Regions from separate parts of the Mus musculus genome. Here region 1 is linked to region 2. Evidence: chromatin loops called from intact Hi-C (ENCODE). Cell type or tissue: gastrocnemius. All regions are shown on one strand. Links, peaks and the distances in the headings refer to the core of each region. The heading gives the core; the rest is flanking DNA.

Evidence for each region. Peaks named below come from ENCODE experiments on the same cell type or tissue, not always from the same donor. Only the 100,000 strongest peaks of a DNase experiment are listed, where the experiment ranks them.
Region 1: a loop joins it to region 2, with 2.0 times the contacts of the local background. A loop is called at or near these places in 2 of 42 quality-filtered maps.

What each region holds. Positions count from the first base shown.
Region 1 is chr6:17,479,783-17,492,787 of GRCm38, forward strand. It overlaps Met (met proto-oncogene), which reads left to right. Exons shown (of 22, transcript NM_008591.2): 2 at 8,015-8,063; 3 at 11,445-12,655. The coding sequence starts at 11,459. Among named protein-coding and RNA genes, the nearest start is that of Met, 22 kb to the left of the region's middle. In gastrocnemius, for the core only: no CTCF peak of the experiment used is centred there; a DNase peak (open chromatin) is centred at 4,740.
Region 2 is chr6:17,546,357-17,559,361 of GRCm38, forward strand. Met (met proto-oncogene) reads left to right here. Exons shown (of 22, transcript NM_008591.2): 13 at 594-740; 14 at 2,330-2,483; 15 at 2,676-2,816; 16 at 6,883-7,113; 17 at 9,191-9,271; 18 at 12,353-12,534. Among named protein-coding and RNA genes, the nearest start is that of Gm52893, 11 kb to the left of the region's middle. In gastrocnemius, for the core only: no CTCF peak of the experiment used is centred there; DNase peaks (open chromatin) are centred at 8,037 and 8,584.

The sequences.
Region 1 (13,005 bases), core at 1,656-9,655, 68 kb before region 2:
GCCTGTCCATCATATGGGACTCTGACAATTCAATGAATGTTCTGAATGGTATTTTTCTTTACAACATGCACAATAGTAAAACAAATGTCCATTTATTCTTTTTTCCCAGAAGTTGCATGTTGTCAGCCATTCTTATAAGAACAAAGATGTTTGCTAACAGATTATGAATTTATGAGGCAAAATCTTGAGGCTAGAATGGTATTCTATTCTTCTTATCTTTACTCTTGCCATACCAGGCTTGGACAATGATCTTAATCATATATTGAAAGTAGAAAATGCACAATCGGCTTTTTTCTTAGGCTAAAAGTCTGTCATTTTCAACTTCTAAAATGTTGATCGGGAAAAGGGCTGAGATAGCCGCGTAAATATCAGAACAAAAACACTAGCTCTCTTTAGTGAAACATTTGTATACCCCAGAAGGGGTGGCTCTAAAGCCCATCATTATATAGGGCACCAAACCCATTCATTATAACACTTGTATATTATTCTAGTGCCAAGTTTAACTTGAGTACTTCTATAGCCTTTTATATTAGAATCTTTAAGAAATATACAGATCTTTTTATGAAATTCCATGTAATGTACAAGTTGCTGTCTTCATTACACCTCTTCTCTTTAAACAAAAAGTTTATGCCCTTTGATGGTTACACTTTCATATAATATTTTAAATCAGTTTATGAGTTCAATTACCCTATTGACCATATTTAAAACTACATGTTTTGGATATATAACAGGAGCAAAAAATGAAATAAAAATGGGAAATTGTGCACAGTTTGCAAATATGTACATGTTAGGGAAACAAATTCTTAAAAAAACAAAACAAAAAACAATGGAGTCAGGCCTGGTGGAATGTGTCTTAGTCCTAGCTATGGAAAAAGCTGAAATAGAGAGAGATCAAGTTTAAGGTCTGCCTGGACCACAGAGAATGTTCGAAGACAACATGGACAATTCAGCAAGCCTGTCTGGAGAGAGATAAAGGGCTGGGATATAGCTACATCGTAGAACACTTTTCTCACGTATACAAGGCATTTGGTTCAAATTCCGGTACAAATAAAACATTAATTATAAAGGAAGGAAAGCAAGAAAGCAGGCAAACAGAAGACAGAAAATTATTTTACTCCCAAGATAAATAAAACCTACCCAAGTCTTTTTGTTCCAAGCTATGTTGGTTTCAAAAGCTGTCACTCCTTTATTTTTCTCTACGTGTTTACCACTAGGATTGCAATTTAAATACATCCATGGGACATATTTACACTAAAAAAGAATCCAGTATTTGAGGTTCAAATGTAACTGGGACTCCTACATCTTCACTTCCTAAATCTCTATGGGGATATGGGCTTACTCTTTAAACTAATGGTTCCTGTTTGGCTCTTACTGTAGCCTCTGTCTTGGAAGAACTTTAAGGGCTTCAAGAACTTGAAACTGAGTTAAAGGAAAACCACAAGATGGCCAGGGATGGGGAAATCACAAATAGTCTATTTAACTTGTAGAGAAAAGGAAGGAATGAAACCCTGGGCAGGTGTTCAGAGTGGTTTCTCCCAGATCACTGGCCAACTTCCTCATTTCTCTTGAGAGCTGGCAGAACTAGCTGAGGCACAACTCAGGATAATAAACAGGCATTATGTTTACTAGGTGTCGGTGTGCGGTGCGTAAATGAATGCCAGTGTAGCCGTGACTTATTTAAGACCCTCGTGGACAACAGACAATCCACAAGGCGGAAACAAAAGAAAAGCCTCAGGCCAGGCTATAGGCAGAGGCAAGGCACATCCACATCCATCTAGCACCTAAGCTCCTTCCACTCGCTCTCCCCTCCACACCCCAGCTCCTTTCCAGAATGTTCTACGCCGTGTCAGAGTGCCATAAAGGTACTTTGGTACAAACTAATCTTTAAATATTAAAAATAAGACTGTCTTGTGTGCATTCTGGATTATTTGCCTATGACCATCCACTACAGCAGTTGGAAGGGCTGGAAAATCTGGAAGCTTCCTTCTGTCACTTTAACCCACCATTGGAAATCATTTTGGTGAGAGGATCTTGAGGTTGGGATGTAGGTCTTTGGTAGATCAGTTGCTTAGTATACTTAAGGCCTTGGATCAATCTCAGTGAGGGAAGGGAAGGAGGAGAAATGAAAAAAGTAAAAGAAAGGGAGAGGAGAAGGGAGGAAAGGAAAGAAGAGGTTAGGCAGGGAGAAATCCCAGACCCGAGATCCTCTCACAATGGTGATTTCCAATGGTGGTTAAAGGGGCAGAAGGAAGCTTCCAGGTTTTCCGTGTCATGCCACTGCTCTTCTGTATGATTATACTTAGATGATTAAACTGCACCAGAAATGATTTTGTTAAGTTAAATTGTCTTTACTGTTATATACTGAGATTAATCTAGAGGCATGGGAGAAAATTCAGGGAAAAAAAAGTTGTAACAAAATGTTTTCTCAATAGTTCTGTGGTTTCCTTTATGTTTTGATTTAGCCTACAGACTTAAGGTATGGAGTTTATCCTGCTGTCTTCAAGCTAGCTGAACTTCTCAGTATTTGGACAACTGAGTGTCATGTAGTGGATGCTTAAAATATCTGTTCAGTATTGTGTAACACCATGTACTGTGCCTGGTTACAAAACCAGTATTTGAAATGTCATTAGAAATTTCTTTCTTTTATTTCCCCCCCCTTTTTTTAAATTTATGAATCCTTTTATTTGTTTACATTTTAAATGTTATCCCCCTTCAAGGTCTCCCCTCCATAAACTCCATACTCCTCCCCTTTGCCTCTAAGAGGGTGTTCCCCTACTCACCTACTCACTCCTGCCTCACCCTCTAGCATCCCCCTTCTCTGGGGTATCAAACCTCTACAGGACCATGCATTTCTCCTCCCAGTGATGCTAGATAAGGCAATCCTCTGCTACATATGCAGGTGGAGCCATGGATCCCTCCTTATATCCTCTTTGGTTGGTGGTTTAGTCCTTTGGAGCTCTGAGGTGTCTGGTTAATCGATATTGTTCTTCCTATGTGGTTGTGATCCCCTTCAGCTCCTTCAGCCCTTCCCCTAACTCGTCCATTGGGGTCCCCAGGCTCAGTGCAATGGTTAGCTGTGAGTATCTGCATCTATCTTAATCAGGTGCTAGCAGATCCTCTCAGAACAGGCATACCAGCCTCCTGTCTGTAAGCACATATTGGCATCAGCAATAGTGTCCGGATCTGGGGTCTGTGGATGGAATGGATCACATGGTGGGGCAGTCTCTGGATGGCATTTCTTCAGCCTCTGCTCCATTTTTGTCCCTGCATTTCCTTTAGACAGGGACAATGCGGGGTTAAGACTTTTTAAATAGGTGTGTGCTCCAATCCCTCCAAGGGGTCCCATGTCTGTCTACTGGAGGTAGTTTCTTCAGGTTCTATCTCCCTGCTGTTGGGTATTTCAGCTAATGTCGTCCCTATTGGGCCTTGGAAGCCTCTCAAATCTCTGGCATCTGGAACTTTCCAGTGTTTCCCCACACTCCCCACCCCACCCCCCAGTGCTACTTATTTCTATTCATTAGAATTGTATTGCTATAACTTTATTATGATGATCCTTCATTTTCTTGCCTCGTGGAATTGACACATGAATAGTAACTGTGCAGAAGTTAGAAGTCAACCTTGGAATTGGTCCTAATCATTTATCCTCTTTGAGATAGGGTCTCTTTTTGTTTATCACTGTATGCCCGGTTCACTGGACACCCGCTTCTGAATATTCTCGTGTCTCCACTTCCTATCTTGCAGCAGGGTCTCTGGCAATTACAGACATGCATGCTACTTCATCACTTTGTATGAGTTCTAGGAATCCCCTCAGGTCCCCACACATGCATAGCAAACCCTTTGCCTCCTGAGCCATCTCCATCCTTATAATCCTACACTAAATCTAGTGGAAAGAATATCAGTTTATAGAGGGCTACGATTATTTCCGGGGATGTGCCCGCAGCATCAGCTTCACACTCAGGCTGGCCCTCTTACTTGGAGGGGTGATTGTTTTATAGTTTAACTTCCTCAATATGGCATCTCGGCCATCTTCCAGAATAACAAGTTCTCTTTATATAATAAAACGTACTGAAATCTTTTAGAGTTGTATGTGTCAGGTCATCATTTGGATACATTATTTTCATCTTGAGCTCATTCTACATATTCTACTTCAAAAATACATAGGAGAAAGATGAGAGTGTACCACCTTAGCAGTCTGAGCTGATGAGCAGGCTTCCAGGATGCCAGTCGAGGAGGTATTTACGAGTAATGGTTCAAAAACACAGAGAAATCCTTTCTTTCCATTTCTTTGAGTACTGTACATAGTCCCCAGCCATGCCACCCTGAACATGCCTGATCTTCTCTGAAAATTTATGTAAAGTTGCTTTTATCCATTTGATCTTATGTATGAACTCCCAAATCCATAAGTATTTTTTTACTGGATATTGTTTGTATGTGATTTGCAAGGAATAAAGGAATCATTATGAAACTGCTGACCCAAAAGGAAGAATGCAAGAAACAATTTTACTGGCTCCTGTAACCTTAAAACATGGTGGGATACAGATAGCCAACTGGTAGTGAGAGCCTCCACCTCTCCATGTTTAAGCTTTTCTGCCTGCAGCATCAGCTTCACACTCAGGCTGGCTCTCCCCACACAGTAGCCAAGATGGTCCTCAGAGACTGCAAGGTAGTATCATCTGTATCTTTGGAATCTCTGAACATGAGTGATTCTCTGCCAGCATCCATATGGTTGTCCTTGCTTTGGTCGTATGTTCACCCTAACTGAGCACTGGCTCAGACGACTAGAGCTCATTGAAACGCCAGACTGGTGAGCGTCCTCTTCCTGCAGTGAGAAGAGAGCATCATGATTGATGGGCAATCTCAGTAGATGGGGTAGTGAGGGATTTCGAAAGAGCTGCCAGAGGAAGAGACAATAGGAGCTGAGCGGATATAAATAACTGTTCACTTAAGTACTATGTCTTTTGAATACAACCTTTCCCCTAGAATTGCGACTAATTAAGCACAGTTCAAACAGGCATCGTGTGTTTTTACAAATTTATAAGTACTGAGGGGACCTTGATTCCATGTGCACCTTTGGCTAACATTTCATTCTCTTCCAACACACATGTCATCTGAAAAAATCAGAATAATAGTTGCCTTATGACTGTAATTAGGAAAAAAATTATATAGCTGAGGATATCTTGCAAACTAGAAGGTGCTTTCAACAGAGTAACATACCATGTGACTTCTAGGAAAAATCAGTCCCTAAAGCAAAGTTAATTGTGTCAAAGTTTATGAAGTTTTTCCTCCTTTAAAAAGATGTAATGTCCCATTACACCTGCTGAAAACTTCCCTGAGGAATCAGTCCTTAAATACAGCACTATGCTTTGGCTGCTGATAGAATTGCTGGCAAGCACAGACCCTGCTCAATAGAAACCTAGAGAATCCTCCACATTGCTAGACTTGGGGGCAATGCTGCGACCAAGTAGTTCACTAAGAAAACTAGAAACGGATAGGTAGTAGAGAAGAGTTGAATGGCAGGTTGGAAGGTTGGCCTGAGCCCAAATTCATAGTTAACAGGCAGTCTTTCATGAAGAGACTCCTAAATACCACAAACTTAATGACCAAGATGGCACAGGGGTGCTCATTCCCAGGAAATGTTTGTTCAGTGAGCGTATTCTTGCAACCAACTGCAGAGAAATAAGAAAATGTTTTATAGGTGATTTGGTTTCATCTGCTATGTGCACATTTCAAGGGAATGAATCAGTCAGTCTGTTTGAATCATCTTTGTACGTTTTATTTAGTCAAAAAATCAGTTAAATGACTCGCACTATTTCAAAAAGAAAAAAAAAAAAACGAAGAGAAGTAGAGAGCAAGACATTCTGTGTTGAAGTCTGATTCAGACCCATCACAGGATTCAATGGATGGAGGCAGAAATATATGGAAGTGAGAATATTTCTGAAGTCTCTACCATCATAAACATTCAAATTTTTGTCCTAGCCCGGTTTGGCATAGAGCTAGGGGAGAAAGTTGGAGTCGTGAGGTAAACACGATTCTCATATATTCAGGTTGATGGCCCCGGAGTGACGGGTAATTGTAGAAAAGCAGTCCCAGAGATCAGGATTGTCACAGTTGGAACATACATTGGAGTTGATTGGTTCACTTCAGGAATGCCAGTAAATATTTCATAACCATTCCAGGGTGGAAGGACAAAGCTCTAATGTGCAATATTTGCCAATCCCTGTGAAATAACACTCCCATCATGCTGACTTTTGGTTGTCAAGATAAGGTGGCTGAAATGTAAGTCGGGAAGAAACTCACAAGACAGGTGTAACTGAGCTAGTGCTAGGGGACTGACGCATGCTACTGGTTCAAAACTCACTCTACAATCGGGAAAGATGCCCAAGAAGTTAAGTGACTTACTTTGGGTCATACAACGTAGCTCCATTGCCACAAACTGAAACTAGCTTCTACTACTCGAGATTATGAATGCATTATGAGAAAAGCATCCTAATTGATTGCTAAGTCTACTTAACTCTATAGCCTGGCTACATTTCCCTTCTTTGAACTTCTCGCCTTGAGTTTAAGCTGCTGTGTGATTGTCTCTCCTTCCCATCACTCTGTATTCTCATTGATGGTTTGAAAGTAATTTAATCACCTTCAACTCTTCTCAGTCTCTGAAACATCATAGATACCCACCCATGTTTTCCGAGTCTAGGAAAGAACAGTGATCATACCTACCATGGGCCAGACACTATGCTAACATCTACTCCTCAAAGAATTCAAAGAGCCTCCCTCAGAAATGAGGTGGATCCCATAATACACCTGACCAGAGTATGTGTCTGTGCACTGGGCACCAGAGTCTGCCCGTGGCACTCGGCTCTCACCAACACACACCTCTGTGGGCAGGTCAAGTCTTAATTGCACAGAATGGTCTAGAAAATGGTGTGTATTAAGTGATTAATAGCATCCTTCCTCCCTGCTAGCTTACTTCTGATTTGCTGTCCCATCCAATGAGACAACAACAACAACAACAAAAATCTCATTCATACATTTGCTGGATTTTAGTTTGTTAAGCATCAGCACGGTACGTGACATACATATAAACCTTAGAACATGTTTCTTATTTTAAAAACATAGGTAACTCGTCAGAATGTAAAAACAAAATAAAGATTATTCTGAAGCTTCTTTCACAAGAGAAAACCTAAAAGCCATGCACACTCAATACTGCACTACTGGGTCAGCTTGGATGCAAATGAGTTATAAGATTGCTTGGCCTTCCCTTAGGGAGTCAGCATTCATTTATTTACCTTCAGTTTTTTGGAGAAAAATATAAAGATTGTGTTCTCATTCCTGGAAGATATACTGATGTGTGTCGTGTTAAGAAACAATTTTTCATAAAATGTACTCTGGACTGATATGACAATTTGTCTCCTATCCTTATTTTTTATTCCCTCTTGTTTCCCTCACCAGCATCAAAAAAAAAAAAAATTCTAGTATATTTCTGAACAATGAGAAGTACACTTAAAAATAGCAAGTTCAGCTCCAGTCGCCATATATACTCTAAGATGGTCATGTATCTTCGAACTGTCCGCTCTTTTTTTATACTTAAAAACAATAAGGGGGAGTGGGTGTGTAGGGGAGTGGGGGTGGGTGGGTATGGGGGACTTTTGGTATAGCATTGGAAATGTAAATGAGCTAAATACCTAATAAAAAATGGAAAAAAAAAACAATCCCATGAGAATATTGAGCTGTGGGTGCAGAGGTGAATGAATGACCTTAAGTCACATGGCTAGACAGGGAAGGGCTGGGATTGGAGCTCTGATGGGGAAACCTGCTCCGGCAGTGATCTCTCTCTCTCTCTCTCTCTCTCTCTCTCTCTCTCTCTCTCTCTCTCTCTCTCTCTCTCGGTGTTAATGAAGCATCTGGGCATGGGCGACTGTCGGCTAGGCATGGATTGAGTCTTGGTTCACACTGGGTGACTTCTGTCAAGCACCCTCATCCAGAAGAGGATACTAATCAACTTCCTTCTTCACAGGATGGCTGTGGAGAGAAAGCTGACGGTGTAGCAGAACGCTTGGCATGTGGTAAGCACGCAGTGCACATTTTTGTTGTTTTTACTATTATATGGCTTATACCTCTTCCAGTAATTTAGCCTATTGAAGCTTTCCTTTGCTCTCTGGTATTAGTGTGGCTTTCTGGCTTCGTTACACATCCCCTGAAATCCTATATCCTCACTCAGATACCTCTACATGGATCCCAAAGACCACCATGTCCTCAACTGTCTGTGCTAGGTTTCTTCTCTTTCATGCACGCGAAGCGGTAGCCACGACAGGTTGAATGTATCTTATCTTAAAGGTAAGACATCTTAGCTTAATGCTGTTCTTTTGAATTTCTTGCTGGCCTCAGTTTGCATGCTCTTCTTTGGTTATTTTTGAACCTCTTCCTCCAGCTGAAATCCCTAACCCCTCCTTTATATCCATTACTTGAAACACATGTTCATGTACTCTGACTTACTTGTAGAACATGGACTTTCTATGTTCTGAATCCTCACTGCTCTTGTATTGTCCTGTGACCTCTCATCTCTGGCTCTACATGGACCTCTATAGGAACCTTGTGACCAGTCTTCTGCTCCTGGAATCTTGGAAATACTCGTTTGGAGTATTGCATCATCAGCCTTATCACTCACTTGTGCCTGTCACCCCACCTCTCAGGCTCTACTACTTGCCACCATCCTGCCCCTGTTACGTGCCTCCCACTGGTCTCTGCTCTGCACAAAGCCACTGTATCTGTGAGGACACCTCAGTCACTGTCCTCCTTGAGGAATGAACTCTAACCTCATTTACAGTCTGGTGTCCTCCCAACTCACACAGCTGATAACTCATTTGCCTCTACCAATGGACTATGAGCTTTCCAGAGCAGGGCACTGTTTTTGTTGGTACTGAAGCAGTGTTAGTAAAAGAAGGGAAAGTCTTGCAAATAAGCATACATCTTTCCTACAATTTAAGAGTGAAATCCAAACAACTGCTGTTGCCTTCTGCTTGTTTTTCCTCAAAACACACACTCCGTGCACCTTAACAGCCTTTTTGAAAGCCGCAATTAAATGGATTGAAACTACTCTTTGAAGGGCAACAGATAGTTCTTTCCTGTATGAGCTAGGTGCCTCTTGAGACCCTCACCTGGCTTCTGTAACCCTGAAACAATCTCTTGATGTCTCAATGACCTGAGCCTTCTTGACTCTTCCTTTAGTTCTTTTACTGTAGGTATTCGCCCAGATTTAACTCGCTGACCATCTCCTTATTCATCTTGTCCCACCATGCCAAGCATGCCAACCTAGGTTTTAGTTATCAGCTTTTTGCAGTTTGTTTTACACAGAGTCTTGAATTTGCATCCCTTCCTAATTCCACTTGCTACCGGATCACTCAAAGCAGATGTGTCTCACCTGGACCACTCACATCCCTCGTCCATAATGGCAGCTCTCCTCAGAAGGCTTTCATTATTCACCTCGGTTCCTTGGCATAGGTGTTCCATCTGCTCAGAAAATTCATTCCTCATGAATTCCAAGCACCTGATTCCTGATAAATAGCGTGAACTGTCCTAATCATTCCTATGGGAGACCTTTTCTCGGTTCCCATTACATAATAAAACTTGGCATGCTTAAAATCTGTATCTTTTAGCCACCTTCCTATTGCTGCCTGCCATGCTGTTGTAACTCAGTCTACTTCTGCCCGGATGACTCCCCATCATCCTTACCTTCCTTTTATTCTGTCTAGCCAGATGTCAAATGCTACGTACTGAACTATGCGTCACTATCTCTTTCTGTTCTTAGGGGCAATATATTGCTTCTGGCCCTCTTTTACTTCGCTCCAGGCCATTATATTTGCTGGTCAACCATTTCTTTAAAGCTCCCAATTTTTAGAAATGCAAGAGAACCTAAGTCAGAAAGTATGGACTAAGGTTCTTGGTTTTGACCCATACTACTTATCTTTATTTACACAGAGATTCGGTATATATTAGTTTAATGCCAGACTATGTTTCAGGCTTCTCTGTACTCAATATTGGAATATAGTAATGAGTCAGACAGATGTCGTCCTCTCTCTTCTGGACCTCACCACATGATGAATATGTGCCTGTTTCTCATATCATAATCCAATACAGGGACCATCTCTCCGACTCTTGATGCTTGTAGTTTGGGATTTGTCCTGTATGGAGTGTCTTAATGCCAGGTAGTATTGTCAGTCTATGTGTGTTACATAGTAGCCATTTTTTTTAGGTTCTGTGAAAGGCAGGAACCATGAGCCATTTTCCATTTTCCATAGTGTAAGCACAGAATTATGCACATATTAGTTGCTTGGTGACTTTGGTGTGGTTTCATACATCCAAGGTTAGTAGTCTTTGCCATCACTGTGGTGCCAAATATGGTTTTAAGCATCATTCAGCTCATGTTAGGTAATTACCTTTCCTTCTAAAGCCTCTCTTTTGCATAACAATACCCAACCCCGCCCATAACTATTATCAGTAGAATTCACATGTTTTTAACCTGTGTCCCTTATGTTTTTTAAAAAGGAAGAACAAACCAGTTATGGTTCCTGGGAGAAAAACTGGTCCAATTGCATACCACGGAATACTGAAATAATGTTCTTTTTACTAAAGAGCTTTTTGGCTTGATAATGAACAATATGTTGTTTTTTCCTGGGAAATAGTTCTAAAACTTCAGTTCCGAAGATTAAATTTTACTTTCACGCATTTCTGCCTGCTGTTTGTTTTGAAGTCCTGGTGATCTTGCATTAAGCATTTGTCTGTATGAAACAATAGGTTAACTATAGCCAAATTATTACCATACCTTTTCCCTGCACACACACACACACACACACACACACACACACACACACACAAATCCTATAAACAGCGTGTGATTGCTTGCTTCTAGGATTTATGATTGTTTTCTTCCAAAAGGAAGCTAAATTTAGCCTAGTGATTCTACATGCTCCCAAGGAAACAATGCCTGCTGTGATTTCTAGAATAAATGAATCTGAGCCACAGTTCCTTTACTTGACTAAACAAGAAAGTTTAAGCATCAACCTAGTCATTAGCCACAGATAGAAACCCACATTAAGCAAGCAGCAAGGGTTAAGACACAATGTGCTGTGTTTCTTATTGAGCTGCTGAATGCCATTCAGTTGCTGTGTGGCCTCAACACAGAACATTGTTTGCATCACAGAATGGTCCTTGAACATGACTCGTTTGTGGCCTGACTTCTAAAATTAAACTATGTGGAGTCATGTCCAGCCCTACAATACATCTTTATGTGAAGCTAGCTAGCAGTTTTTTTCTTTTTCATTCTATGTAAATAAAATTCCAGTTAGGAAATGTTATTTCTGATATCGAAGCTGGAGGAGTCATGCTTCCATTTCTCTCTTTGTTTCTAATGACGACTAAAGGGCTCTTGCCTGAATGTGTCTTGGCAGATCAACTCCTCACAATGAAGGCTCCCACCGTGCTGGCACCTGGCATTCTGGTGCTGCTGTTGTCCTTGGTGCAGAGGAGCCATGGGGAGTGCAAGGAGGCCCTAGTGAAGTCTGAGATGAACGTGAACATGAAGTATCAGCTCCCCAACTTCACGGCAGAAACCCCCATCCAGAATGTCGTCCTACACGGCCATCATATTTATCTCGGAGCCACAAACTACATTTATGTTTTAAATGACAAAGACCTTCAGAAGGTATCCGAATTCAAGACCGGGCCCGTGTTGGAACACCCAGATTGTTTACCTTGTCGGGACTGCAGCAGCAAAGCCAATTCATCAGGAGGGGTTTGGAAAGACAACATCAACATGGCTCTGCTTGTTGACACATACTATGATGATCAACTCATTAGCTGTGGCAGTGTCAACAGAGGGACTTGCCAGCGGCATGTCCTTCCTCCTGACAATTCTGCTGACATCCAGTCTGAGGTCCACTGCATGTTCTCCCCAGAAGAGGAGTCAGGGCAGTGTCCTGACTGTGTAGTGAGTGCCCTCGGAGCCAAAGTCCTCCTGTCGGAAAAGGACCGGTTCATCAATTTCTTTGTGGGGAATACGATCAATTCCTCCTATCCTCCTGGTTATTCACTGCATTCGATATCGGTGAGACGGCTGAAGGAAACCCAAGATGGTTTTAAGTTTTTGACAGACCAGTCCTATATTGATGTCTTACCAGAATTCCAAGATTCCTACCCCATAAAGTACATACATGCCTTCGAAAGCAACCATTTTATTTACTTTCTGACTGTCCAAAAGGAAACTCTAGATGCTCAGACTTTTCATACAAGAATAATCAGGTTCTGTTCCGTAGACTCTGGGTTGCACTCCTACATGGAAATGCCCCTGGAATGCATCCTGACAGAAAAAAGAAGGAAGAGATCCACAAGGGAAGAAGTGTTTAATATCCTCCAAGCCGCGTATGTCAGTAAACCAGGGGCCAATCTTGCTAAGCAAATAGGAGCTAGCCCTTCTGATGACATTCTCTTCGGGGTGTTTGCACAAAGCAAGCCAGATTCTGCTGAACCTGTGAATCGATCAGCAGTCTGTGCATTCCCCATCAAATATGTCAATGACTTCTTCAACAAGATTGTCAACAAAAACAACGTGAGATGTCTCCAGCATTTTTACGGACCCAACCATGAGCACTGTTTCAATAGGGTAAGTCATATAGGCTTCTCGCTTAAAAGTTGGTATGAAGCAGAATAAACGTCTGTCTTAAAAAAAAAAAAAAGACACGGAAGCTATTCTGTGGTTGATGAATATTTGTAAATATTCAAAATATTTACAAATTCTTTGTAAGAAAATTAAGAAATTAATCTTGATTAATGATTAAGATAATATCTTATGAAATTCATGTGGGGCTGAAGAGGTAGCTCAGTCAGTGAAATGTTTATTATGTAAGCATGGGGGAGTTGTGTTACAGGAAACCATGTGAAAAAAAAAAAAAAAAAACAGGTGTGGCAGTCTATGCTTATAATCCCAGCACTAATATGAGAAAAATGTCTTGG
Region 2 (13,005 bases), core at 3,151-11,150:
ACGGCATCTTCTGGGAATTTCATTGAAATGAATTTATTTATGTGCATTGTTCAACTAAGCAGAATCAAAAGAAATTGCTGAACTCAAACAGCTAACGGAATGTATTGTCGAGGGAGTTCCTTGGATCGCTGGAGATGAGACCTGGGCTTTGGTATTTTCCAAAGTGTTCAGTGTGGTGCTAAAAGTGAATCATTGCAAACGACAGTGTTAAGCCAATCAGCAGGTTTAGCTGCTAAGCTCGAAGCTGTGTTCTTTTTTGCCAAACGCCCATACTTCATGTGAAGACAGTAATAAGATAATTATGCGTGAGAGTTTTCAACGTAAGGACACAAACAATATCTCCTTCCCTTTTCTCTAAAACTGAGCCTGATGGAAAATCTCCTCTTATCATTCCTGCCCAGTGTCCTGAAATGCTCAGACTCCCTTTCAGCCAGCTCAACTCCCATGAAGCTGAACACCATAAAAAATCAGATTTCTTGGAAAACAGCGTCTGCATTTGTTGTATTCTTGGCTTCCTTCTAGAACTGCCAGCCTTCCTACTGACCTGTGAAGTGTTAATGACCTTTCATTTCTGTTTTCTTTTTCCCTTCCAGGGAAACAATATTGACCCTGAAGCAGTTAAAGGTGAAGTGTTAAAAGTTGGAAATCAGAGCTGCGAGAGTCTCCACTGGCACTCTGGAGCTGTGTTGTGTACAGTCCCCAGTGACCTGCTCAAACTGAACAGCGAGCTAAATATAGAGGTGGGGTTCCCGCAAGCCTCTCATGATGTAAATAGGGATGCCGTTGTAATTATGTCACCAGGAGGCTTAAAATAAATCATTAAAGCTCATCTGTATGTTGGCTCTAGCTCATCAGCTCAGCCTCAGTTCCTAGCTGTGATTTGAGAAATGTCTAGGTTTTTAATCACACTGTCTCTTTCCCCTGGGTCAAAAGTATGATTCTCAAAAGTCATGCCACACTCTTGCCAAAACATGCTGCCGTTCTCCGAAGGAACAGAGCACATGCAAGACTGTCCCTTCTCCCTCTTTTTACCAGGCTAAGGGGCCTTCCCACTTCAGTGGTCACAATGCATAGAACTCTATAAATAAAAAGAATCGTATCCACTTGGCAGAGTAAAGTGGAAACCCAGTTGATGTTGTTTTTTTTTTTTAATCAATCTTTTTGTTATCATTTTTCTTAAGTTTTATTTATTTATTATTTATATGAGTACACTGTAGCTGTCTTCAGACACACCAGAGAGGGGCATCAGATTCCATTCCAGATGGTTGTGAGCCACCACCACGTGGTTGCCGGGAATTGAACTCAGGACCTCTGGAAGGGTAGTCACTGCTCTTAACCACTGAGCCACCTCTCCACCCCGCCCCCAATTGTTCTGTATTACCTTCTTTCGCATCCACAACTAAGTCAGATGACCCAGAAGAAGAATTTCTTTTATTATTTTTAACAGTTTATTTTTGATATAGCGCATAAATCATATAATTTGCCACTCGGAATGTACAGTTCAAGGGGCTTGGAACATTTAAATTGTAAATTTCTTTAAGTTGCGGTAACACAGCCCTGTAACCTCTAATCTACTTCTTTTCTTTATGAATTTGCTGACCTGGGTATTTCATCTAAGTCAAATCATACAATATTTGTCTTTTGGCATCTTGCTCATTTGACTTGGCAAATATTTTTGTGGTTCATTCTAGTTTATGGCTGAATGATATCTTATTTCATGCATATCATATATTGCTTACTCTAGAAATGGTAGCTTTGAAGGATTCCTGAAATATTCTGGAAACGTTAAGAAATGGAAATATACAAAAGAATTACAAAATCTGAGACCGAATGTAGAAATTTCAGAATGACCATCAAAGTTAAAAATCAGAAAGCACTTGAGCTGGGAGGAACCACAGATTTCTTCTATATATCAAAGTAGAAATAGACTATGAGACTTTATTATCCTATATGGTCTCCCCTCTTCTGAGAAATTTTTTCTGCTATGCATTCCACCCTCCCAAATGGGGCATCAGTTTCATTTATTCATACTTCAATGGTATCATAATACTTGATCGATCCATTTCCCTTCATTATTCTTTAGTTCCTCAAGATCAAAGAATATTTTTGTTTATCTAAATCATGCTTTAGGTAATCAATATTTCCTAATTATCTGGACATTGAGGCAGAATCAAGGAAATTCTCACTTACTCTGAAGGCTGTAATGCACCTTCTAGAATAATGGCCACCAGGGTGCTAATTGGAATCCAGAGAAACTTGGTCCCCCATAGATAGTATATTTTATATCAACCTCGGACAAAATCTGACTTTCCTTCTTATATATTTCCAGTGGAAGCAAGCAGTCTCTTCAACTGTTCTTGGAAAAGTGATCGTTCAACCGGATCAGAATTTTGCAGGATTGATCATTGGTGCGGTCTCAATATCAGTAGTAGTTTTGTTATTATCCGGGCTCTTCCTGTGGATGAGAAAGAGAAAGCATAAAGGTGCATATTTTGTTTATTGTCTAAGAAGCTACCATAGTGATTTAGTGATTACATTCAACACTGTCATGGAGATATATGGGTTGTCTAATAAGCATTCATAAAAGGCTGTGAGTTCTGGGCACTGGGTCAAAGTCTCCTGGGACCTGTGACAGCAAAGTCTTTAACAAGCTCTCTCTTTCTCTCTGTTTTAAGATCTGGGCAGTGAATTAGTTCGCTATGACGCAAGAGTACACACTCCTCATTTGGATAGGCTTGTAAGTGCCCGAAGTGTAAGTCCAACTACAGAGATGGTTTCAAATGAGTCTGTAGACTACAGAGCTACTTTTCCAGAAGGTATAATTCAGTTTACTATCCTGAGAAATATCTATACATAGACCTCTGTGAGCTGTGGCATTGTTCTTGCTTTTTGCTTTTTGTCCTGATATTTTTATACAAGTAGGAAAAAAAAAGGTGTTGACCTCTGCTAAACTTGATGCAGAATTGCATGGCCTTCACTTTAAAATCAAACTCATGCAGGTATCATATTGGAATTTTAGCATCTGCAAGCTCTCTGCTCACGTACAGACAGGTTCACTTTAGAATTATTTGAGCAAGGTAACTTACCTCAGCCATTCTAAGACCTGAGATGTTCTCCTTAACCCTTCATTTAGACTTATAAAGTATTTTTATTTCAATGTAATTTTAAAGTGCTATCTTTTGGGGGAAACTTTTGAATTATGCCATTAGTCATCTTTAAAACATTCTCAATGAGCATATCTTTTGCCTAGCACCATCTACAACTTGAATATATTTTGAGATGCATCCAAGAAAAACCTCCAGCACTGCTATTCATCAACAGCATCTGCTTTGCAAAACACCAGACCGACAAATGGTCAGGTTGGCCAGGGCATTTCACATTGTTTTACTTAAACATGTCTTACACAAAGCAAAATGTCTGTATTGTACCAGGGCCATTATCTTTAGAAGTTACAGGACATGAGTCAAGTACAAGCACTTCCCTGTTGAAATATCTACCATTGGATAAATAAAGTGAGTCACAGACAGTGTGGATACTGAGAAGTTAGAAGCTGCTCATCCAAGCCAGTACACCAGCAGTGAGACACTGAACATTCCAAGTTTCTCACCGCTTGTTGCCTGCCCTTCCTGAGATTTGGGTTAGTTCTCCAGAGATTACCGAATGCCCCACAGGACTCCATTCACTGTTAGAAGGAAACCCAGTCCTTTAAGAATGTGGACGAACCAAGCTCAATGCATGCTTTTAAACTTGAGGTATAAGTAGTAGTTCATAACCATCTTTAATAGCTCTAACCTGGAATTATTGAGGTTTGCAACTAACTGCTCTTTACCAAGCTTTCCTGGGCATGGGAGATAATTGTCTATAAAATGCTTATAGCCCAAGAAAGAAGATCTGAGTTTGTGTCACCAGAACGTACATAAAAGTCACATGTCCTGGGCATGGAGGGCACACATCATCAGAGTCTGTTGGCAGAGCAGCTCCAGATTCAGTTGGAGAAATAAAGTGGAGAATGACTGAGGAAGACGCCAAGCATTGACCTCTGGCATAAGCACAATATAAACACATACAAGCACACACACCATAACACTTTCTTGATCTTTAAAGAGTGTGTGTGTGTATGTGTGTGTGTGTGTGTGTGTGTGTGTGTGTGTGTGTGTGTGGTGTACGAGATGAAAGGTGGATTAGATAAGTGGTCCCCAGTGGCAACAACAGATAATATTGTTTACTTGCAATCAAACAAGAAACTCAGTACTTAAGAAAGCTGATGACGTCATGACTATTTCTAACTCCACTTAAGCATGTTTAGTATTTTCCACAGTAGCTCTTTTGGTTAATAATACTTACTCAGCCAGACAATAAATCTCAAAAATACCTCCAGGAAAGTTTTGGAAGGGCCTTTATAGTCATAATAATCTGTAGCTCAAAACAAACGAATGCAGCCTCCCAAGAAGATTCTAGAATTCTGAAGAGGTCTTCACAAATGGTAGATGGGTAAAGGAAAAAGGAAGACTTGTTCTCTGGCTGGCCCTTCCATAGCAAGGAGTCAAATGAGGGTTTTCTAACCTTGCTCCTTTACCCTCACCTTCCTTTGCATCTGGAGTTCAGAGCTGTAGGTTCTTGGGGGCTGAGGAAAATCTTTTGTAAGATACAAAACAAAGGTCTCCTGAAGGAAACTCCTCCTGAGCCTCCAATACACAAAGAAGCCAGTTCAGATCATTCGTATGTAATCCTGCTGAAATGTCATAGAGAATTCTGAGTCCCCACGGGGGAAAATTATTCTCACAGCTATAGAAAGAGTTCTGCAGTTGCTACTGGCTAGGTTTGGGATGTGCACTCTCTCATTCTTCTCTTAGGATGGCCTCCCTTTGCCTTTCTTACTTTCCCTGCCTGCAAGGAGCAGGTGGAAAGCAAGCCAGGAGGGAGACATGGGGTTTCCTAGCCATGATGATACATGTTAGGCAAGTGAGGAATGTAAAGCACTAAGAAGTCCTCAACACACACACACACACACACACACATACACACACACACACACACAAACTGCCAGCCAGTTGCTGTGATTCTAATGTCCAGTCATTGTTGTGGGTGGTGTTCCAGTGGGAAATGCAAAGCACCTAGTGGCTTCTTTGTCTCATTTAGGTTTAAAAGCACTCAGTGCCACAGCTCCTTAACTTGGCATGAAACTGCCATCTCCCTACAAAAGAAACCTTGCTTAAGGGTCACTTTGGTTGTAAAGATGGGCTAGTGGGAAACTGAGCCCTGCCCAAACATCCTCAACTGAACAGTGGTAGGGCACACTAACACAGATCCAACTGCCTGCTCTAAGAAGCCGTAACACTCTGTGACCCCACCATAATGTGGGAGCACTTACCACTACTGTGCAAGACTCCCAAGCCTGAGAATGTCGCATTAGTCACTTCTAACAATATATAAGTGCAGGTTGACAATCATAGCCCAAAATTTTGAAGTAAAAAAATAGTTGAAAGCTCTGTGGTGTGCGTGTGTGTGTGTGTGTGTGTGTGTGTGTGTGTGTGTGTGTGTGTGTGTGTGTGTGCCTGTATGTGCATGTCCTTGTACCTACATGTAGAGCCCAGAGCAAGATGTCAGTAGCCTTTACTATCATTCTTGGCCTTGATACCTTATGACAGGCTCTGTCACTGAACCTGATGCTCACCTTTTTTTTTTTTTTTTTTTTTTTTTTTTTGCTAGGCTCACTAGAAACTCTTGGGATCCACCTGTCTTGTCTCCACAATGCTTTTTCTGTTTATATGACAACTGGGGGTTTGAACTCAAGTCCTCACGCTTGCTAAGCTAGTGCTGCTACCCACAGAACCATCTCCCCAGCCCTTAAGAACTAGGATACTTTGAAGTGTCACGCTGAAAAGTTTTTATATTTTCGATTTTAAATTTCAGATTGTGTGATCAGGGATGAATGACCAACCATTAAAGTCCATGTCACTGTTTCAAACTCTGAGACAATTCAAAATCTCAACAGTCTCTGGTCCCAAGCATTTTTGAAAGGGATATTCAACTTGTATTGATTGTATGTATTTTTCTGTACATATTCCCTTGTCCAGGAGTTCCCATGACACTTATCGTTTCCGTTAGTAAGTCGTCATCTCAAACGGCATCTATTTTTTATTTTTTATATCTAAACTGTTTATTTGCAGGCCTGGGCAACTGCGTAACCACTTTCACTGCTTCCGAGCCTCTGACTCTTTTCCTTTTTAGCATAATGCTTGTGTTAACCCTTTGGGACTCTTCATACAATGCATCTTGATCGTTTTTAGCCTTACTCTTCCCGCTGACTCCCTGTCCTCCCCACCCCATCTCATGTCCTCTTTTTGCATTTTAATAACTTACGTAGGTCAATATGTGCTACCCACAGATTCCTGGGTGTGGGGCCATGTAGTCGAACATGGTGCTCACATGGGTCCTCACACTTAAGGGAAAGTAACCCTTACCCCTAGAAGCCATCACCTGTCCATACTGCTTCTGATTCTTAGAGGAAGATTATGTCTTAAAAGGAACTTCAGGCGTTGCTTTTTGGTATTAATAAAAAGAGAAATAAATACCCAAGGAAACCAATCAGACAAACAAGAGTCCATTGTTAACACTGCTCACTTAAAATGGTTTTTTTTCTACTTTATAAAATGTTTCTCTGTCCAAACATGTGTGTGTGTGTGTGTGTGTGTGTGTGTGTGTGTGTGTGTGCCTTTTCCCGATTCACTGCCATCTTTCTCCAACCATTCCTTTGCAAAGAGTGTTCCCAGCCTAGCATTTCGTTACTGTTAAAATCCACTATTAATCCCCTTTACCACCCCTGAGGCACACCCCAATGAGTGAGGTTTCATGGCTGTATCTATTTGCTTTATCTTGCAGACCAGTTTCCCAACTCCTCTCAGAATGGAGCATGCAGACAAGTGCAATACCCTCTGACAGACCTGTCCCCTATCCTGACAAGTGGAGACTCTGATATATCCAGCCCATTACTACAAAATACTGTTCACATTGACCTCAGTGCTCTAAATCCAGAGCTGGTCCAAGCAGTTCAGCACGTAGTGATTGGACCCAGCAGCCTGATTGTGCATTTCAATGAAGTCATAGGAAGAGGTAAGTATTTCCATCAGTTCTCTGTTAAGTACAGTTTTCCAGTAAGCCATTTATCTCCTGTTTTGCAGATTAGGAATTTAGACAATGCTGAGGGCTCCTGACAGAGCCTGATAACGAGTTTTGTCCTGCAGAAATACAGACATGAAAAGTCATAGTCATGGAGACTGCCCTGTGCGTGGAATCATTTGGATATTATCACAGGAGAGAAGACCCCATTTCTCCCTCATATTTCTCACAGTAACTACAGTGTCTTGGGGGAAAATCATGCCAGTTTTTTCACTCCTTTATCTCTTCAATCTTACTTTATCCTGAGAGCTGTAACAAAATCTAGTCTATAGCGGCTTGTACACTGCTGGACAGCATCAGGATACGGGGAATTTATAGCCCTCCCCTAATCTAAGGCAACATATATCATCTCCACAATGCACTCCAATTTCTTCACACACAAAAAATGACTATTTGCAAGAAGCTAGCCAGAGCATCGATAACTTCAAACATTAACACTATTGGAGGAAATATTTGTCAGGAAGAGAAACCAACCAGAAGCCATGAGATAAAATCTACTGTAAAATCCTTTTAAACGTAGTGGCTTCGGGTTGGGCTACTCCTATTTTAAATGCTCTAAAGAGGTTGCATAGGCATTTGCCAGGGTGGTGCAGGAGAAAGTGACAGGGTGGCGGTACGTGAACACTGGTCCTTCTGAGCATCCAGAGCTGAGTATCTACGTTGTTTCTTCCTGAAAAGGGGCCTCTGTGCACGAGTGTATGATTGGGTTATATTGCTGGCCTGTAACTCCAGTAAGTGGTCCAGTATTGGAGATATAGTCTCACTGGTTATATTCTCACTGTTGTATTTTATAAAACAGCAGTGTAATGGAGAGGGAGGGAGCATCTCGGTGGGCCTGTGCCTAGACGTCACCCCGAACAACCACGCCAAGTGACAGCAGGCCTCACATAAAAGGAAGTTTTAATATTGGGCAAAAGCCTTCCAGGAACAGATGGGGACAGAGAGAGAGAGAGAGAGAGAGAGAGAGAGACCTGGGGTGTGGGGTGCGAGCATTCCTCTTATATATCAGCCTTATACATGGCTATAGGTGATGATGTAAGCTGTTGCTAGATCCTACGTCCCTGGGAGGAGCCTAGTGGAATTCTCTGTAAGCCAATACTCACTCTACGTGTTGTAAAATCAGGACTTTTTTTTAATGAAAGGTGATAACATGGTGATAATTTCTCCCAAGTCACAGTCATTAAGAAACTATCAGTATTAACTACTGTTTGTTTATATGCCCCCCCACACACACACACACATGGAAAATTGTGACCACTCATGAGCATGGCTTTTATTATATTCATCTTTGTGTAAGTCACAGAGGATAGCCCCATACCTCATATAGTAAGCACTCAGGACAGCTTGCCGAAGTCCATGAATTAATTAAATGACTTACACAGCCGTCAGACACTTGGCACCTCTGGGAGAAATTACTGCCGCCTCTGTTGAGAGGCTGCTATTGGGGAAATGAGTGGTTAAAGTCAGAGGGAAATGTATGAAGTGAGTCACTGGGAATCTGCTCCATTTGGGCAACTGTCTTTTGATCCCTGCCAAAGTGGCTTACATATTAACCAGTGACTAACAGGGGAAACCCTAACTCTATAATACATTATTTATAATCAGTTACTAGACTATAGAGGACATATTTTACACGTATTCAAGTGGATAAAATTATTTACATGTTTTCTTTAATATTATTTTATCCTTAATATAATATATTTCCTTTCATGCAGAAGCTATTATTGTGTCCAGTGATACCCCAATGACTTGATACTTTGGTATATTAACGTTTAAAAGAAGCCATATTACTACAATTTGCACCATATATTAAATAATCACATTGCTTATAGCATGGAGAGAAGTGTAATGCATCTATATTTATATCTCACACTTGTACCACACAGAGTGATGTTGTTAATCAAAGTGTCATAAGCAATGTACCATTTTTTTTGTCTTACAGAAAAAAAGGCTTAATAAATAATTATTGCATAAAGTCAGTTTAACTCTAGCAAGTTCTCTTTTTCAATAGGGCATTTTGGCTGTGTCTATCATGGGACTTTGCTGGACAATGACGGAAAGAAAATTCACTGTGCTGTGAAATCCTTAAATAGTAAGTTGCATTTACTACGGAAGGGAACATTTGTGGTTTGCAAATAATGAAGTGTTCATTTGCACTTTCCCTTGTGGAAAAAAGGCATCTGCTACTGAAATTGTGGAATTAATCCTGAAAATGTGTTTAGTCTAAACACTTATTGAGATAGTCCCTCTGAAATTATCCTACGGAGAACTAATAAGTAAGGCAGGAGGGGCGGTGAGTCTCTTAGATGAACTGAGTACCATTTAGCCACGTTCAACTTATAATATTTGTTTTGCAAATGACATTTATGGAAACTATTGAAAGCGTTGGCACATACCATAGTAATGACTCATTTTGCCCAGAGACACTACTACACTACACTTTTTAACCAGCACTCCATTTTAGAAAAAAACGATAACTGAAGTAATACGAGCAGGAGAGAAATGTACTGGCAGAGGACTGACAAATCATTAAGGATGGTAGCCCTCACTTATCCACGGTTAGGCAATGAGGTGTCCCACAGAAATACGTTTCCTAAGGAGATGCAACGTGTCCCCTTTTAATGCAATACTTCTTAAAAATTTAGCCATTACATAGAAAACTCTTAAGATCAAATGCTCATTCTCTTTAAAGTCCAAAGTATGCTTATGAACATAAACTTAGTCTTTACTGATGCAGAGGCACAACTGTGACATTGTACAAGCCAGTGTACTTTGCACGTGAGAGGATCCCCGGCTCCGCCTCTATTGACAGAGCTCACATATTTGCTTTGCTACTTTGTAATTTTATACCTTAGAATTTGAAGCCACCTGGAAAATGTTAGCAAAGTACATTATAGATTTGTATTAGATCTAATAAGCTTCGAAAGTGCAAACGGTAGGCTTCCCTCCAAGGCACTCTGATACCAGAACTACTTCAGCTCTTTCAAACATCCATCAATTCTCCATGATGAGCATCATTCTATACGCTTAATTTTGTTGGATACCTGACTACAAAAATAATTAAAGGGACAGTCTACGTGGAGTTCAGCAGCAATCTGTGGTAGATTAAGTATACCGATCAATAAACTGACCTCAAAGGAAAGCAGTGTTGCCATTTATACTCAGAACAGCCCTAATCCCAAGCCATTTTTCTGTCCTTGTCCTGTGGTTACTGTTGTCAGTCCACGTTGACCTCCATCATCATCCAGGCCTTAGAACACATTTGGTTCTCGGGAACATCAAAGAGATAAGTCATGACATTTATGTGAATGCTGTTAACTCTTTGTGGGTGTGCCATCATGCCCTTGGTAGGTCGTTCTAGAAGTAATTAGGATATACTACACTAACCACTAGCTCTTCTGGGCTCAGTGAGTAACATCAATAAGCATAAGGACCCCTGCACTCACAAAAAAGGCCAGCATGCCCACAAGTGTTTATAGCCCCAGAACTATGGGGATTGGAACCAGGATAACTGGGGCTTGCTGACATGCAGCCTTGATCCAAATTCAGTGAGAGACCCTGGCTCAAAAGAATAGTACAAAAAGGAAATGGATGTCATTCTCGGACCTTTGTGTACACACACACACACACACACACACACACACACACACGAATACACTGCATGAACTCAAACGCATGTAACCCACTTAGTTGCAGAGGATGGAACTCACTGGTGGAGCATTTACATATACAAGGCTCAGTTTAATCCTCAATACAGAAAGGAGTTGGGGAGCTACCTACATATGCCGCATGGTGACTGGTCCACAACTTCTCCTAGATCAGTAATCACTGAACCATAGCCTACTGGCTATTTTCATGGGTGACATTGTTTGGGCCCCAGGCATTTACTGTCCACACTCTCATGGTTCAGCAGCAGAGTTAAGTATTTGCAACAGCACCACATGGCCCATAAAGCCGAACACTAACCAACTACAACAGAACTTGACAGCCTAGACCCTGGACGCTGCCCGGATGGAACAGTGTGCTTCCTTGGTTTGTATCTGTATAAGACAACCTAGGCTTCTGCGTGAGACCAGTTGTTTCCTGAACTCTGTTTTACAAATGATGTTGTCAGTGATGACTTGTTGGCACTGCACAGGGTGACACCATTGAGGCTCGAGAAAACAATATCCTACACTACATCGGATTGGTTTGCTGAGTCCTTTGAACTAAAAGGCCTCTGTCAGGCCTCTTCTGACTATCTCTTGTCTCTCTCACCCCAGGCCTGCTTTATTCCTGAAAGTAGAAGTAGGCCTCAAAAATTAGAACTTCTCCCCACCAGGGCAAATCATAAAAACTAGAACCCTTGTTCCCAAAAGCCAGGCATAGTCCCTTGAAATATTATTCTGAGCATCCTCTTCTTGTTTTTGAGCTGCATGGCCACAAAATGTTCCCTGACTTACATTGTCTGCCAGCCACTCATGAGACCCTCATTATAGAAAGGGTCCTACTTACACCCTGGAAGAAGGGACGATGTCCCAGAGAGAGGGACAATGGCCAAACAGATGAGCTTTGCTGGGTTCCCCTTCAGTAGTTTCCATTCATTAGGTCACAGGCTTTTTGATCGAGTCATGTTTTTCACAACTGTCCATTTTTCCTCAAATCCAAGCATGAAAGGAATAGTTCCCCTGGGTACTTAGATCTCCATTTCTGAAGGCCCCCATGTCTTATAAAGCTCATTTTCAAAAGATGTTATGTGAGCCTAGAATGATGCTCAGCAGTTAAGAGAACTTCCTACTCTTCCAGCGGACTTGGGCTTTGTTCCCAGCAGCCACTGTGGGTGGTTCACCATCATCTGTTCTTCTCCCACCCCCACATATACATATTAATTGTAATAATAAATAAAACTGTTTTTAAAGAAGACCTCATACTTTTCTGTTGTTAATCAGTTCTTAGTTGTAGGATTCTCAGATGTTACCCCAGGATAGGTAAGGAAAGTGGGGAAAAAAAAAAGACCTTTCTGCCCCAGACACCACTCACTCAGGCACGTTGTAGAAAGAACACCCTGTGGTTGAAGCAACTGGACAAGGTGTCACCTGCTGGTTTTGGACTTTTTTTTTCTCTTGCTACCTAAATTTGAAAAAGTATTCATTGTCCTCCAATGAGGCTAAAGTCTCAACACTGAATTTTTCAGGAATCACAGATATAGAAGAGGTCTCCCAGTTTCTGACTGAGGGAATCATCATGAAAGACTTCAGCCATCCCAATGTTCTCTCACTCTTGGGAATCTGCCTGAGGAGTGAAGGGTCTCCTCTGGTGGTCCTGCCCTATATGAAGCATGGAGATCTGCGAAATTTCATTCGAAACGAGACTCATGTAAGTACTTTACTAAGCTCATTGACCTTCAACTTAACCAGATAGTTATAAGCTATCATGGATGTGCAGAAAAACAAATCCAGGTCCTCTGCAAGAGTAGCAAATGCCCTTAACAAGGGAGCCATCTTTCCAGCCAGTTGGTTTGCTTGCCCTCTTGCTTCTTCGTTCGGTGTATTGGGATGCCTGCACGTGCACCTATCAGAGTACACGTTCAAGCCAAAGGCTGACATTGGGTTTCTTCCTCAATTCTTTCTCTACCTTAGGTTTTTGAAACAAGGTGTCGCACCAAAACTGGAGTTCGACATTTTGCCTAAATTAGCTAGCCAGTGAGACCCTAAGATCTGCCTGTCTCTGCCCCCTGCTCCAGAGCTAGAGGTGTACCATAGCACCTGCCCCCTGCTCTGGTGCTAGAGGTGTAGCGTAGCGCCTGGCGTTTACATGGATGGTAGGGGTCTGAATTCAGGTTCTCAT